Regions from separate parts of the Homo sapiens genome. Here region 1 is linked to region 2. A link is a loop called in an ENCODE intact Hi-C map of the cell type or tissue named here. Cell type or tissue: mammary epithelial cell. All regions are shown on one strand. Links, peaks and the distances in the headings refer to the core of each region. The heading gives the core; the rest is flanking DNA.

Evidence for each region. Hi-C counts contacts between places; a loop is a spot of excess contacts. Peaks named below come from ENCODE experiments on the same cell type or tissue, not always from the same donor. Only the 100,000 strongest peaks of a DNase experiment are listed, where the experiment ranks them.
Region 1: it touches region 2 in a loop (12-fold over the local background); 3 of 110 quality-filtered maps call a loop at or near these places.

Annotation. Positions count from the first base shown.
Region 1 is chr5:4,292,423-4,300,395 of GRCh38, reverse strand. No RefSeq gene overlaps it. Among named protein-coding and RNA genes, the nearest start is that of LINC02063, 160 kb to the right of the region's middle. In mammary epithelial cell, for the core only: a CTCF peak has its summit at 4,503 (motif pointing right); no DNase peak of the experiment used is centred there.
Region 2 is chr5:3,595,888-3,603,860 of GRCh38, reverse strand. IRX1 (iroquois homeobox 1) reads right to left here. Exons shown (of 4, transcript NM_024337.4): 1 at 7,480-7,973; 2 at 3,601-4,636; 3 at 3,180-3,252; 4 at 2,458-2,878. The coding sequence starts at 7,755. The coding sequence ends at 2,821. Among named protein-coding and RNA genes, the nearest start is that of IRX1, 4.0 kb to the right of the region's middle. RefSeq lists enhancers at 2,518-3,178, 3,842-4,503, 4,504-5,166. In mammary epithelial cell, for the core only: a CTCF peak has its summit at 4,003 (motif pointing left); DNase peaks (open chromatin) are centred at 4,110 and 4,700; H3K4me3 peaks cover 3,946 bases; H3K27ac peaks cover 4,000 bases.

The DNA.
Region 1 (7,973 bases), core at 2,088-6,087, 700 kb before region 2:
CTATTGAAAGTTTTCAGTGGTATGTTCCCAACACTTCCCAGTTTGAGCTTCTAAAGAACAATCACACCCTCAAGCCTTATGACAATTGAAGGGTTTTCCCAGTGTTTTTGTGAAGAATTTCCTGAGATATCTGTCTCTCATGGAGCAGAGAACTGGGTAGAACATCCTAGAAAATGACCAGTCATAGCTGTGGAGCTTGCCCCGTGAGGTGCATGAAACTGCTTAAGGACCCCGAACGTGTTCTTCATGCATAGAATGAAACACACACATTAAAAATGTCAGCTTAATGTGTTTTCACCAAGTCCACAGACCCATGCGGTTTCCTCTCAACTTGAGATATGGATATTGAATGCAATGATCTGCATTCCAGAATCCTCCTTCATCTAGCATTATTCCTGTACTCTTCCCCTCTGTCATTCTTCTGATTTCTGATCACACAGATTAGGTGTCTTAGTTGGAATTACTGAATGTTTCAGAATCTGGATTCTTCCCCGTCCTTTGTGAGACTTATCCCTTGTTATTTCAAGTGGCAGATGTGGATTCATTTTCAGTGTTGTATAGTACCCCACAGGATGAAATCACCACAATATATGTGTGTGTTCTACTGTTGATGCACATTTGGGTTGCTTCCAGTTTGAGGCTAACATGAATAATGCTGTGGCTATGAATACTCTTACATGTATCTCTTCAATGGAACACATATGTACTCATTTTTTTTCAGATATATACCTCAGAAGGGGATCGCTGGATCACAGGGCCTACATGTACACAGCATTCGTAAGTACCACCACATAAGTTTTCAAAGTGGCTGTGCCAATTTTCACTCTCACTAGCAATATCTGAGAATTTGAGTGGAGTTCTAGCCATGCCCCGTGTTCACAAACACTTGTTTATTGATTTTTTTTTAAATTAAACATTGTACTCATTATGCAATAGTATGTAATTATACCCTCAATTTGCTTTTTCCTGATGACTAATGAGACGTGTCTTTTCATAAGTTTAAGAGACATTTAGAAGACTTCTTGTGCACTGTGACTAAAGTCTCATCCATTTTCAATTATTCTGTCCTCTTCTTATTGAAGTTAAAGAGTTATATATGAAACCTTTATCAAATATATGCATTTAAAATATCTTCTCTCACTCTGTGGCTTGCTTTTTTCCTCTCTTAATAGAATTATTTGATGAACAAAAGCATTTTACATTTATCTGCAATGTTCTTTTTTTTTAATTTTTTTTTTATACTTTAAGTTTTAGGGTACATGTGCACATTGTGCAGGTTAGTTACATATGTATACATGTGCCATGCTGGTGCGCTGCACCCACTAACTCGTCATCTAGCATTAGGTATATCTCCCAATGCTATCCCTCCCCCCTCCCCCCACCCCACCACAGTCCCCAGAGTGTGATATTCCCCTTCCTGTGTCCATGTGATCTCATTGTTCAATTCCCACCTATGAGTGAGAATATGCGGTGTTTGGTTTTTTGTTCTTGCGATAGTTTACTGAGAATGATGATTTCCAATTTCATCCATGTCCCTACAAAGGACATGAACTCATCATTTTTTATGGCTGCATAGTATTCCCAATGTTCTATCTATAAAATAAAGAGATCAATATGTTCTTGCCTTTTAACTCTCCATATATGACAGCAATTAATCTTCTAATCTATATAAAGGATTTTGAGATACTTTTAAGAGAAATGCTAAAAAATAAATGAAGATTCCCTTCACCTGAATCCTGTGCCTGATTCTGCCTTTCTGTGGCTTTTGGCTCTCTGTGGTCTCCATTTCGAATTCTGTCACCATATTTCCTGTGATGTCTCCATTGACTTACCCAGATGTTGTCTTTCCGTTGTCAATGTTTAAATAAATAAGGCTCAGATGGGCTATTTTTCTTTCCTAAAATAATGTAGAATGTGTTTAATGTGTAAGGTAGAGCAAGTGTTATTTTCTGCAATAGCTGCAGGATTCGGAACTACCTCAATTCTCCTTCCAGCACATCTTGTTGTTTGCCTTTTAAGTTATTTATTTACCTACATAAATCATAGCATAGGCATTATTTGTCTCTAGAGTAAGTTTTATCATAAACTCTTAAAAATGGATGTACCACAAGGACAATTTAATGTTTGTTTGGATTTTTTGCAGACTCTCAGCAGGTTCAAGAATCTGGAGGAATTTTTTTTAGAACTTCTCTGAGGTTAAAAGAGAAAGCAACTTTTATAGCTCTGCAAAATAGGATTCCCTGCCTACTGAGAAGCACTCTTAAAACCCTCCTGCAGTTTCCAGAAAACGCTTTATTTAGGTGCTCTTTGCATTTTGAATCCGTTCGTTCTTTGGGAGCATAATTTATTTGCAGAAAACGTATTTTTGCTTTACACTGTGTTTTATACATTGTGTTTTATCGCATTTTACAAGATGTTCTTATATAGACCTTTAATTTCATGCATTCTTATACAAATTAGTCAGTGCTTCTGTATGTGTATATTTTCCAGTTTTTCTTTGTCACGAAAATTCTGTGAAGAAAACTCAAACTTCTGGTGAAAGATATGTGGGTCATCGAGTAAAATGATGACCACGTACTTGACTTCTGTTTTCTAATTGTAGATATAAAAATATATGCAGATTGGGATGATGTTGTGTGGGAAATTTCAGAAATACATTGCTCGGGGGATTTGTCATTGCTTTTCCTTAAGGCTTTTTGTCGCTTGGATGGAAAACCATCCCCTCACTGTTGACATATCCTAAGTTGAGTCCTGATGGGGTTTCTGGAAGCTTCATCAAAAGTTGCAGTTCAAACAATAGAAGCAAAGCGTTACCATTGGTTTCCTCTGAGCAGGATGGAGAGATTCAAAGGACAACATTGATCTTTTGCTTCATATAATTCCCCAGGTTTATTTTTTCTGTGGCGAGTAAAATCCTATTTCATTTTTTAAAAATACAAAAAAGACATAGTAATTCCTTGTAATTATGTAAGAAACCTTGTGCTCCTTGAGCTGTTGGTGGTATTGTAAGTACTTAACACTCTTCAGATTCGGGAGTTATGCTAAGAAGCTATTGGAACTGCATATTTGAAGTGCAATCAAAATACGACCATGACAGTAAGCACACGAAAACTCCACTGAGCACTTCTTTCCATACTGGAAGTTGTTATGAAGTGGCTCTAAGGGTACTGGAAACAGTTATGGAGCTCTCTCAGGATGGCATCGGCCAAGTAGGCCCATGAGAGAGAGGTGACTTTGTGGCTGCAGGATAAACTTCAGTCTTTCCAGTTGAAAGCTAAGGATGTGCTTTCTTCATAGGAGTCGTTGCTATTCTAGAGGAAGGGAAACCTGTCACGTGGGACAAGGCATAGGTGCCGCCCAAAGCGATGAACACGTGGACAGCTCATGGCTGTATCCTACCTGAAAGCATCTCTAGGGATGGCACCCTCTGTCCTCCATGGTCGGGGTGATGACCCAATAGGGTGCTGGCCATGGAGCAGGCTCCACACACACCGTTGACCGGATTTAATAGCATGTCCCCATCAGCACAGCAGCTCTAAGCCAGGCCTTAGGGATCACTGGCAAGTTGATGTAGCAGAGCAACCATGGCCAGTTTATTCTGATGGGGAGGGACGGGACTTCTCACAAAGCTACTTCCTTTTAGTGTCCAAAAGGAGACACAGCTAACTGGATAGGACAAGTCAGTTTTTTTCTGGCATTTCCATGTGACGTTTCCATGTGTCTCTTTGGGCCTGGCTTGAAAAGGCCACTCTCTGCTCACATGAGCCCCGGAGAGACAGAAGACCATCCACCCCGATCCAGGAGCCCCCCGCTCTCACTCAGCGCCCAGCCAGGAGCCCCCCGCTCTCACTCAGCACCCAACCTCACTTGCCTTGCTCAGAACTGACAGGCAGAGCTGACAACGGAAGCTTTGGATTTGGGCCTAGAAGCTGGAATCTGTGTGTAACAAATACACACACACAAACACACACACACACACACACACACACACACACACAACCTTTTCACTTTCACCCCCTCATTCTTGTCAGTGAGAGGCTGGTTTCAAGCCTCGCTGACACACAGCAAAGGTCAGCTCTTGGATAAAAGAGAGGCTCGAATCCCAGCTCTGTCTGCCTGCCAGAAGCTTCTCAACAGTTTTCTCCTCCGAACTGCTGAGAAAGTGACAACCTAGGCTGGTGCTGAAACCCGGGTGATGTTGCATTGAGACACGGTGTAGAGTTCCCTGCGGGGCAGAGAGCTCACCTCCCGGGAGGGGCCAATCCCCCAAGAAGAGCGTCCTCCATGCCTGGGCCCAGGGGATCCACAGCGGCTTGAGCACTGGAGAGAGAGAAATATTTTTCCTCCTTCATATATCAGAGACTTTGGGGCCTTCATAAATAAAGCTCTCTTAAACTCTCTAACACTTCATAATACATAAATCACTCATTGATACAGTTGTGAGTCATTAAAAAAAAAAAAAAAAGGCAGCCATTGTGATGAATTTCCACGATCTGGACTGTAGGGGGTGCAGGAGCTCCACTTCAGCCCCGGCTGGCGGTCTCCGTGGGTCAGACCCCACATTGAATAGGCCTTTATCAGCACAACAGAGCTAGCTTTTCTATGGATCCAGCCCTATAAGAAAGGATCAAATCAGCATGCGTTTTGACAGTGTAAGCTGCAATCTTAAACTCAAAGCTGTGAGTGAGAGCTCAGTTGCCTGCAAGAATTCCCCTCTGCCAAATCTGTGGGATCAGTTCAGTTGATTACAAGAAGACTTCCTTACCCTAGACATGAATGCACAAACTGGCTGCTTTTGTGAAAGGAGACATCGCAGAAAAAACACAGCAGAGAGGCTCTCTTTGTAAAAGAGAGAGATGATAAAAGGTTCTTGGGCATGGATGAGTGCCGCGATCTTAATTAGGTCTGAGAGAGGGGCTAAATTTTTTTTGAGCTCCTGTTTAACATTTTTAAGCCAGGTTGTCTACACCCAGAACCTTCCAGAAGGTCCATGATCAACCTTAATCTTTGCTGGCCAACTCAGATTGTGCAGCTCCATCGTGAGAACTCATCCCTACTTGCCACGGGGAAGTCTCTGAGCAACCTGGACAAAAAGATGGAAGAGCAGAGGGTGGGTTCCTGAACTCACCTATGCCTGAAATAAAGTGGACGTGGGCCTACGTGAGCCTTGGGGAAGTCTGCAGTGGGGGGAGTTTACGTCCAGGAATTGGAAGGTAGGATGGTGGTGCATTTGTGATCTCTGCATAAAAGGTCGCTGATTGCGTGAAACATTTCAGCTCCTATGCAACCCTCTCTTCAGAGATGGCTACTCAGCACATTTGAAGAGCTCGGGCTCCGATGAGTGCTTAAGTCCTCAGAGCACTTAAGAAAATGAAGAAAGGCTTTATCCACTCTTCAGTCTTAAATAATGAGTCAGAAGGGATTATGGTCAAAAAAGAGTGAACGCAAGTGGCAAATTCGTTTGTGGTGACAGAAATAAGAACTTAAGCAAAGATTCTTAACTTATGCTTCTATCAGATTATCAAACTAACTGTGTTTTTAATGAAAAAAAAAAACTGTTCAAAAACGGTCTTTCCACATAGGATAATTGGGGCAGGGGGTTCTGACAGTTGAGAAAATGGGTGTAAATCAGTGTAACTAATATTCAAAGTAGAGCCAGGTGATGATGATATTTCTTCAGCACCAAAGAGGAAGTGCTAGGCTTCTTAGGGATGGGGGCTTTGCTATGAGGGATCGTGTAAAGAGCATACAACAGATTTCTACTCTCACAGATTGTCCTGTATAATCTTCATGGCAAGACCTGTCAATGAAGCTAAGAAAAGACAGTAATAAGAACGCCTTTACCTTCTTCTTATCGTGTCTTTCTCATATGCCTTTGAACATACACTGAAAGAGAGGAAAGCCAAAAATCATTAGAAGGTTTTAGTTTTTGGTCCTGTAGTGACATTTTCCCTCCAGTTTACCATAATAAGATCAGTAACTTCTCACTCAGACATCCAGATTCAATTGAGAGAACCATGACCCCGGACATGTTCTAGATACATAAGACTTCATGGGTACATTCCAATATTTTTAGGGTTCACAATTGTATGTTTTATGGGTGCTAACAGGCAGAAATGGGATTCTCTGCCCAGTGGTCCAGCTCCATCATAGAAAAATGACCCCTTAACTGTGTCCAATCAACAAATTGACACAGAATGAAATGCCTGCACCTGGGAAATTTCCTTTATACTTTTCATAATCTACAGAATCATTGATTCTAAAGGGACTCTCTACATCATGCTGACATTCTTTTCTCAACCTAATGGTTTGTTTTATTATCTGAGAGTTGTCTCAATTGAACACTGTTATTTTAACCCATTCGTGGCCTCTGGGTCCGTCACTGAGTTAGACTTCATCTACCCAGTTGGTAATCAGTGGGTCTGGATCAAGATTTGTTTCTGTCCCTGGGCAAAAGGTGGATGTGAAGCTCTGGCAATCACTGGTCTAGGGGTAGACAGGTGAAGCCAATCCTATCCTGGACAAAGAGAAAAGTACTCATCCTCCTGCTCCTCTATCATGATTCTGGCCACTTTTAAACCCAGAATTCAAATGTAGTTCTATTCCTTTTTGAAGCTGTAAGCCAAGGTGACTTATATTGGGTTGTTTAGAACAGCCCAGTTGGTTCTATTGATTTCCATAGAACAAATTGGTTCTATGGAAATCAATTTTTATATACTTTATACATAAACAGTTCTTTGAAATTTGTTTGCATTCCTGTAAAACTTTTTATACCTTAGGTAACCTAAAGATCCAAAGGTTCTATTCCTATTTCCAAGTGCTGTGACTCCAGTAAGGTGATATGTGTGCTTTTGTTTTCTAAAGTCTTTCAAGATTGAATTGTTATTTTAAACTTCTTTTCTGTATTTCACCTAGTCTGTAAAGAAGAATGTTAATTAAATCAACAAAGGGGGTATTTTGGTAAAGCATTAATAGAAATGTAGTTTCTATTGATTTCTAATATTATTCTAATAAGTTTTAATTGAAATGCGAGTTCACATGCTGCTGGCCATATACCATGACTTAGACAGTAAGATAGTGAACATTTGTAAGATTTACCAATCATTACACTATCCACTGGACATATAATTCGTGAGGTCTAAGCCTCATATGCATTCTTTAAAAGCAGCTGTTCCTATTCTCCTTGAAAAGCAGTTCATAAAAGTTTGCAAATATTTTGCCACTATTTTGCAAATATTTTGCAGAGAGTTTGCAAAAATTACTTGCAACTATTTTGGAACATAGGAGGAGGATAGAGCAGAGGGCAAAAGAGGAGAGAGTCAGTGAGTAAGACAAAGAGGAGGAGGAAGACAATGGGAAAAAGAAACAGCTGCAGCTCAGAGACAGGGTGAAGTAGAAGAAAACATAGAGAATGCAATAATCCTCACGCTGCAAGCATTCTTTTTCAGACCGTTGTTAACTCAAATTATATAGAGTATACTACTGTTATTTTTAATGAGGAGAGAGGTAGACATTTTATCACTGTGAGTGAAAACAAACCAATGGAAACACCTGGAATCTATTGGCAGGTGTGTGTGCTTGGTGGAAATTAACAGAAAAGACTCAGTGTCACCAGTGGCCGATCCACCTTGGAGGTGAACCTGTGAGAATGCTGTGGAATTGCGTGTGCATCTCAAACATGCTGGCCTGAAAGAAACGAATGGAAAAGACCTCCCTATGTGATCTACAGCATGGGGCCAAGATAGGGTGGATGCACACAGGACACAGCATCTCATCAGCTTTCAGTAAGGCCCACGTAGAAATTAACAAACCCAGGACTGGGAGAAAGATCTGAATGTCTGCATTTTCAGGTTTGTTTCTCTTGATGGTTCCTGGAGTATTATGCTGCCCTGACTGAGCAGCCTGCCTGAATACTGTTCTAGTTTCTGGAACTGTTCTAAGGAAGTGCCACACACTGGGTACAATTGAACAAT
Region 2 (7,973 bases), core at 2,371-6,370:
AGCACGTGCTGGCCGAGCCACCTCAGCAGCAGTTCTTGTGGGGGTGGGGGGGGTTCCCAAATGTCTTGCATTGACAAAAAAATCAGGAAAGGGTGGAAATAGGGGTGTGCAAAGCAGCAGGCGCCAGCACAGACCATCCAATTTGATTCAGGGAAATAAAGAGCTGAGCTTGCCCAGGGGCAGAGAACTCTACCTGGCCCACCTGAATCCAACCTGCTGTTTCCAGCGTCACCCAGAAGGCATCTCCCAGCACACTGGTTGCTGGAGCAGCATGTCTCTGTGGCTGGGAACACAATTCCTCACCAGAGGCGAAGGGCGTAGCTGGTCAAGTCTCTCTAGAGACACGATTTGGCTAAGGACACAAGATCCATTTGGGCCCAGCAGTCAAAGTAGGCTCTAGGGCCCCATTGCAGAACCTCTGGAATGATGAGCCCAGGGCTCTGATGATCCATGAAGGACTAGGGCCGAGGGCAGATGAGAAACACCTCTCTGATTTAGCAAGGAAGGCACTGGACAGTAAGAGCACCCCACGTAGAGCCCAGTGCCCACTCCCTCCAAATGCCAGTAGCCTAACCTGCAGGCCCGGCACTCCCCCAAAACACACAAAAAGAACCAGTGGGTGCAGCCTTGGAACACAAATTGGTTCCCATCACTACAAATGCAGGCTCGTGCCCACGGAGCCCCAAGGCCCAGCGCCCCCAGAGTTGCCCCCACACCCCAGGAGCGAGATGGGCGCTGCTCAAGGCCGCATTCCGCTTTCGGACCATAGAGGGCGCCTGGAGCACGTCCATTCCGACTGCGGAGCTGCTCCCCGGGGCCCGGCCCGAGTCCGTCCGCCCGCGGTCCACTCCACTCCGCTCCGGCCCGGCTCCTCCCTGCCTCATCCCACCCCGCCCACTCCCCGCTCCCCGACGCGCCCCCGGTGTCCTCGGCCCACTTGCCCTACGCGGCGCCCTTCGAGCCTCCTCTTCGCCGCTTTTCCTCCCGCCTCGGGGCAGGGAGAGGACCTTCCCCTCTACAGGGACCAGGAACGGGGTGGAGGGCTGTAGAAGGATGCGGGCGTCGGGAGCGGGTAGGAGCCGTGGACTGGCACCTCCTAGTCCTAACGCGAGCCTCCCTCTTTCCTGGAACCTCTGAAAAGACACCAGCGCCCCGACTTTCCCCCTCGCTTCGGCCATGCACGGAGTCCCCACGCGCAGCACTGGCGCCAGTGGGTCTCGAGCAAGCCGGGAAGGGCGGGTCACAGGCTGGGGGTGCGAGCGGAGGACGGCCGCTCTGACCTCGGGACTCGGCTCTGACTTCGGGACTCGGCCCTGTCCCCACTAGACCGTTTTTCCCGGCAGCCCACATCCTCGCTGGCAGTTTTGGAAATGTTTGCTGGCTCAGTTTTCACGCATTCAACGCTGAGTCGCCTGCGCCCTGAAGGCCCCGCGCCGGGTCCGCAAAGCCTCCTGAAGGTGCCTGCTGCGGCGCGTGGCGCGCGTCCCGCTCCGAACCCACTGATGCTGATGTCCCGGATCCGCAGCGATGTCCAGGCTCCTAGGCCTTTCCCCACTCGCGCGCGCCCGAGGCCAGCCCCGCTGCGAGTGTTTCCCAACATCGCTGCTCCCAGCTGCCTCCCCGCTGCCCGGCCGCGGCCATCTAAGGGCAATTTGCTCTGGACTCCCGCGGTGCGCGCGCCTGAGGGCAAAGGACGCAGTCCGTGGAGCCCAAGTGTAAAGGGGCTTCCCTGGGAGACCAAAGCCACCTCCTCTTTCTCGCTTCCCACCACAGCCTCAGCCCCTCGTTCACACCTCACACCGCAGAGAAGCCCCGCACCGCATCCCGGCTGGCCCATCTGTGGAGTTTTAAAGAGCCTTCCAATTTCTTCCCGTGTTTGATTTAACCGAATCACTAAAAATACATGCAAAGCGATACTCCATTATTTTCACACTCAACTCAGAAAACGACCAGGCGCCACGATGCGCCGTTGAGACAACTAGTTGTAAACTGGTTTCTAATCCGAAGTTCTCCTCTGGGGTCGCAATAAAAATTCTTTTTCCTCTGTTTTTACCGACGTTATAAAATCGTTTTGTAAAACTGCCTCAAATTGAACTTATTTATGTCCTGAGAAAATTATGTCTCAGAAAAATGTTCGTGAAAGCAATTGAACTGCCAGCAAGAAACTGCCACAGTGACAATATTTAAAAATTCAACAACAACCACAAACAACGAAGAGATGTTTAAAGCACCTGCGTCTTGGGTGGCAACAGTCTCTAAAGGCCCCCATTGAGAAGCCCATCTCCCCCAGCCACAGACCCTTGGGTCCCACCCAGGGTTCCAGGATCCCTGTATCCCCCACTTCTCTCTCTCTGTCTCTGTTTCTGCCACACAGACACTCACACACACACATTCACACACAAACACACACTCACACACACGCTGGACAGGCACACAGCAGCAGGAGCGGGGAGGGGGTGTCATTTCATTTAGTTTATTAGACAAAAATATATGATTTAGACAAGTTCGCTGACGCGCTATTTACAATCTGAAACCACTCTATATACAGAAAAGGGGGGAAAGAGACACAAGCACGTGGGGGCATTTACCGAACCCGATAATCGCAGCCACTGGAGCCGCCGGCAGAGGCCTGGCCACCTGGACGCGAGCTCGGGACCGAAGAAGCCCCTTTCTGCAGAAAGCGACGGATGCGAGTCCTTGACGTCGTTGTCATATTTGTCCTTTACACCAGTCTGAAATATTTGTCTTAATTCCTCCCACATTCCCTCCCTCCCCAACTCCTCCCCCCTCCCCCCCGCAAAAGTAAAAGAAGACCCTTAATCAGGCGGACGGGAGGGCTGCTAGGATCCGCGGCGTTCCCTCCTGCGGGGCCAGAGAGCTGCATGGGAAACACAGCGAGACAAGAAGACAGGGGCACTGTGAGTGGGGGACGCAGCGCCGGGCGACGCCGGTTCCAGTAGCGGAGCCCTGGGGGCGGGGTCGACAGCCAGCGCGGCTCCCGGCTGGGGAGAAACTCCAGTCTCCTCGGCTCGCCCGGCGCCCAGGGCTGGCGGGGAGCGCTCCTTCAACTAGGACTGCGCGACCCCCACCGCCACCCAGCCAGCTCCGCCCGGGTCCCGACCACTCCTCCTCCCCCCTCCCCACCGCCTTCTCCCATAGCAAAAGCAAACAGCACTCACTTGTCGCGTACCGGCTGGAAGGGCGACTTTAACTGCTGTGCCGGCGAATCTGGCCTGGGGACGAGGTCTCTCTCTGCGAGAGATCGGAAGAGGCAGAGTTAGGACGGAGAGACGGGCGGGAGAGGTCCCAGGCCTCCTTCCCACCAACTTCTGCCGGCTGCCCAGGCAGATTCGCCGAAAAACGTCACCCCTCACCCCACCACCACCCCGTAGCAGGCCCGCCGGTAGGGCAAAGCTCTCTTGGGAGAGCCCTAGGGCCTTGTCTGGCTTTCTAAATTGAAGCAGGGATTAAGCGCAGCCCCAGGGCTCAGCGGCCACTGCCTGGTACCCTCCCGGCTCATGCTGCACCCCACGCTACCACACCTAGCCAGGCCTCTGCATTCCCAGCTAGGGGACAGGTGGACGCGGCCTGGAGCTGTACCTGGGAGCGTGGGGCTGCTGCGGACCGAGGCCTTGTCTCCATTGAGTGCCCCCGGGGCAATAGCGACCGGCGGCTGCGGTGGTGGAGGTGCAGGAAGGTGAGGGCCATGGGGCGCGGCGTGGGGAGCGCCAACGCCCAGGAAGGAGCGCATGTTGAGCAGGGAGCCCTGTGCGAGGAATGCGCTGTTGGTCCAGTTGGAGAACTTGCCGATGTGGCAGGTGTACAGTCCGTGGCTAGGCAGGAAGGCGGGGTGTTGCAGCGGCGCCCCGGCGGAGGGCCCGTGCGCGCCGGGGTGGCCCGCGGGTGGTGGTGGCGAAGCCTTGGGCGCACCGTCGGGGCTCGTGGCTGTCTCCGCCAGCGACCAGATCTTGGGCTTGCCGTGCGGCGCACCCTGCAGGCCGCCCGCTGCAGCGCCGGGGCTCAGCAGGCGCGTGCTGCCCGGCTCTGGGGCCTCCTTTGCCAGGCCCAAGGGCGAGTCCTGGGGCTTGAGAACGTCGGCTGCTGCCAGCGGCGAGCCTTGGTCCCGGGCAAGAGCAGAAGGGGCTGCGGGCGCGTGCGGAGCCTCGGCCTTGTCCTCGTCATCCTCGTTGCTCTGGTCGCCATCGTGCTCGTCGATCTTGTCAATGTCGATGCTTTCCAGGTCGATCTCCTCGTCGTCCTCGGCCTTCTCCGGGTCGCCCTCGGTGTCGCTGCCGAAGAGCGCTCCATCTTCCTGGTCCTTGCTGCGCGCTCCCCATGTCACCTTGTTCTCCTTCTTGAGGCGCCGGCGCGCGTTGGCGAACCAGGTGGAGACCTGCGTGAGGGTCATCTTGGTGATGATGGCCAGCATGATCTTCTCGCCCTTGGTGGGGTAGGGATTCTTGCGGTGCTCGTTGAGCCAGGCCTTGAGCGTGCTGGTGCTCTCGCGGGTGGCGTTCTTGGGCCGCCCGGGGTCCCCGTATTGGAACTGGCCGTAGGGGTAATAAGCCGGCGCCGTGTGGGCTGCGAAGGTGGCGGGGTGCACCCCAGGGTTGTCCTTCAGTTCATACTGCGAGCCCTGAAGCCACAGGGCAGATCCATCGAGGAGAGAGAGGAGGGAAGTGGAGAGAGAAAGGGAGAGAGAGAGAGAGACATGAGTCCCCAAGACGGGAGAGTGGGAAGCAGCCGCTTCAATGGACTCGAGGGCCTCCCAGGCGCTTTGCGGGGCTCTCCTGTGCTGGGCAGATCAGGAAGTCACCCCCAGTTCACTGCTGGGGAGAAGGGGAGCCAGGACCATGAGCTGACTTCAGGAACTGCCCTTTCACCGACAGTGGAGATCGTTTTTGCCACTCTAGAAAAGTTCCACAAACAGTGCACTCTCCAGAAGAGCACAACAGAGGCCGCGGCCCCTGCAAGTTCCCTAGGCGACCCCTGTCCCCACCACCAACCGCTGGAGAAACCTGCATTTCCAAGTTTATCTTTCACTAGCTAGAGGGAAAAACCTTTCAACTGAGCTGATAAAGCCATTTCTCCAAACGTAAAGGGCCCAGAGCCCAAGCCTCCTCTCTGCCACCCAGAGGGGGCTCAATCAAAATAAACCATCCCGGGTTTTCTACCGGTCTAAATCCGCCAGCAATTTAAAACGAAAGCACAGTCCTTTGCCTTCCAAATTAATCTGCATATAATGGTTTACCCACATTAAAAGGTCTTTAGAGGTGACAGGTAATTTAAAATTTTAATCCCGGCCATCATCGACAACAATAACAAAAACACCATTTTTTTTTTTAATACAAAAGGAAGGCTTAGCCTGTAAAATATTAACGCAAGGGCTGGGAGCCACCGGCGGCCAGGAGGGGAACCGGTTCAGTATCCTAGGCCTCTTCTCAGTTACTTCATCTCTTAAGTTTGACTTTGATCTGGAGGGAGCAAACACTAGCTGTTTGCAGGCATTTAGAGGCGCTGATTTATTTGCAATCGATATTCTTTTTATAATCAGTAGTAAAACACAGCAAGTCAAATTATCCCATCAGGTTTTTTGGTAAATAACATTTTATCTTTCTAACAACCTCATTAGGCCTCATTATTACCATAAATTGCGCAGACAGACATTCAAATACAATTTTATCTTTTGACTTCCAAACACCCAATTATAATGGCTTGGAAACCTAGGCCTAGAATCAGGGTTTGGGTTTGAGTTTACTCTCTCAGAACCAGTGGGAGAGCTGGAGAAACACACACCTTTTGGGTGGGAATAATTTTTACATATTATCCCTCTAGGTGGGAAAAACAACTCAGAACAGCAAACATCTCCCTTCCCCAGCTCTCCACAAAGGGTGCAGGTCCTCACACTGAAGCTCTCTCCCTCCCCCGCAAACACAGGCAGGGTTCCCAAATGGCACACAACTGCATTCGCAATTTCTGTAAAAAATATTCATCCTCTGAAAAAATGGTCTAGTTGCAATGTTAGCAAAGGGAGTTCCGGACTCTGAGAAAGTTGTAAAGACCAGAAGATTTCTTGGACTAATTAGTTTGGTGACTGAGGCCGCAGAGAAAACATTTCTGCGGCTAGATTTCGTTTTTGCCCAATCGTTCCAAAATGTACTTTGCGCTTTTCTAATTATTTTGGTTGTAATTGTAAAGAAGACGTTTCAGCCTCGTCTCCACTGGGAATTCTTTTTGAAAGGACACCTTGTAAATCTCTCATCGCGTCCCGGCCTCCCCGCCGCCTGAACAAAATGGGGGCTGATCTTTTTCGATAGTAAGAGACCTGAAAGGCAGCCGGGCCGCTTTCTTTCAAAACTACAAGAAAAGTTACAGGGAAACCCGCTCTTTGCTTGTGCACACTTGAGGGGCGTTTACTCCCCGCTTCTCCTGCGGGGAGCGGGGAGATATCGCGGGTGCTTGGAAATTGCTTTATCCCGCGGGCAGCGACCCAGGAGGGGGCTGCCTCCCAGGGCCCCGCGCCCGCCGCACAATTCACCAGCCGTCCGAAGTTTAAGCACCGACCTTGCAGTCAGACCAAGGAAAATGGATGATTTGGACCGGCAGACAGGCCAATGCCCCCGCGGAGAATTAAGTGTGCAGCCGCCTGCCCCGACATCTAACGCCCACTGGGACGGGAGACTAAGAGGACACCATTTGTTTTAAGCCAAGGGACACTGTTTTCTTTAATCCTCCATTATGTAACGCAGGAAGAAAAGTGCTTTTCTTTCTGTGCAAATGAAATGAAAACTTGGGCAACTTACAAAAGTAAAATCAAACACCGTTTCAGACACCAGCACATTACTGCAACTTAATTTTTGTTTAATCTCAAATTCGCACTCACGCCGTGGAGAGACCTCTCCATCCCTTTGGACCTCTATTGTTAAGATTATTTTGATTGACTCTACCAGGCTTAGAAGGGGTCTGTCTGGCAAACTCGGATACAACTATCTCGGAGCTGCTAAAGAGGGAGAAAACCAAGTTTTCCAGACTCGGTTCGAAAACTAAAGAGGCCGCGCGAGTGGAACCCGCGGCCAGGAAGGGAAGTCCTGCTACGCTACGCCGGGCCGACCTGCAGGAACCCCGTGGGCCTGCCCGGGCGCCCTGGCCGAGCCAGGCGAGTTTGCCCCCGACCTCCAGCGCGGGCACCGCTCCACGGGCCTGCTTCTGCGGCCTCTCTGAATTCACTCGCTACCCGCTCCCTGGCCCGGGCCTTCCGCTTTCCCAGGCCGAGATGGCCCAGCCGTCACCCGCCCGGCCTCCCAGCCCTCTTGCGTCCCCGGGGGCCGCGGCCTCGGCCACCGGGAACCTGCCCCCGGACCTTTCTAGTTCCTCTTCCGGACCAGGTCCACCCGTAGTCTCTCCCTCCCGGGCGACCCGCCACCCTTGCCCTGGCGCGGGTGAGACAGAGGAGAAGCGGGGGAGGCCGGGCGCACTCACCATCTGCGAGAAGAGGCTGAGATCCGCGGCGTAGGGCAGGAAGGCGCTGTAGTTGGGCGCGCCCGCGTACGGCCCCGCCGCCGCGTACATGCCCAGCACCGAGGTGACTGCAGCCGCGCCTGCCCCGCCGCCCAGCTCCGCGGCCCCCGGTCGGCCCGACGAGGCGGCGGCAGCCGCCGCAGCGGCCGCGGCCAGCACCCCCGGGCGCTCGCCGCCGTAGGCGCCCGGCCCCGCGGCGCTCAGGTACTGCGGGTAGCCCAGCTGCGGGAAGGACATGTCCGCGGACTCGGCGACCGCCGCAGCGGGCGAGTATTAAAGGCGCGGGGAGGGAGGCGGAGGCCGGCCGGAGGGGGTTGCAGGGGGCGCCGCGAGGGGTCTAGGGAGGAGCGGGCGGCCGGCCGGGCGCGCTCGGGCGGGCCGGGAGATGGAGGCCGGTCGCGGCTCCTCTGCCCGGTGCTCGCAGGCGCCCGGCTCCCGGCTGCGCCCGGATCCGC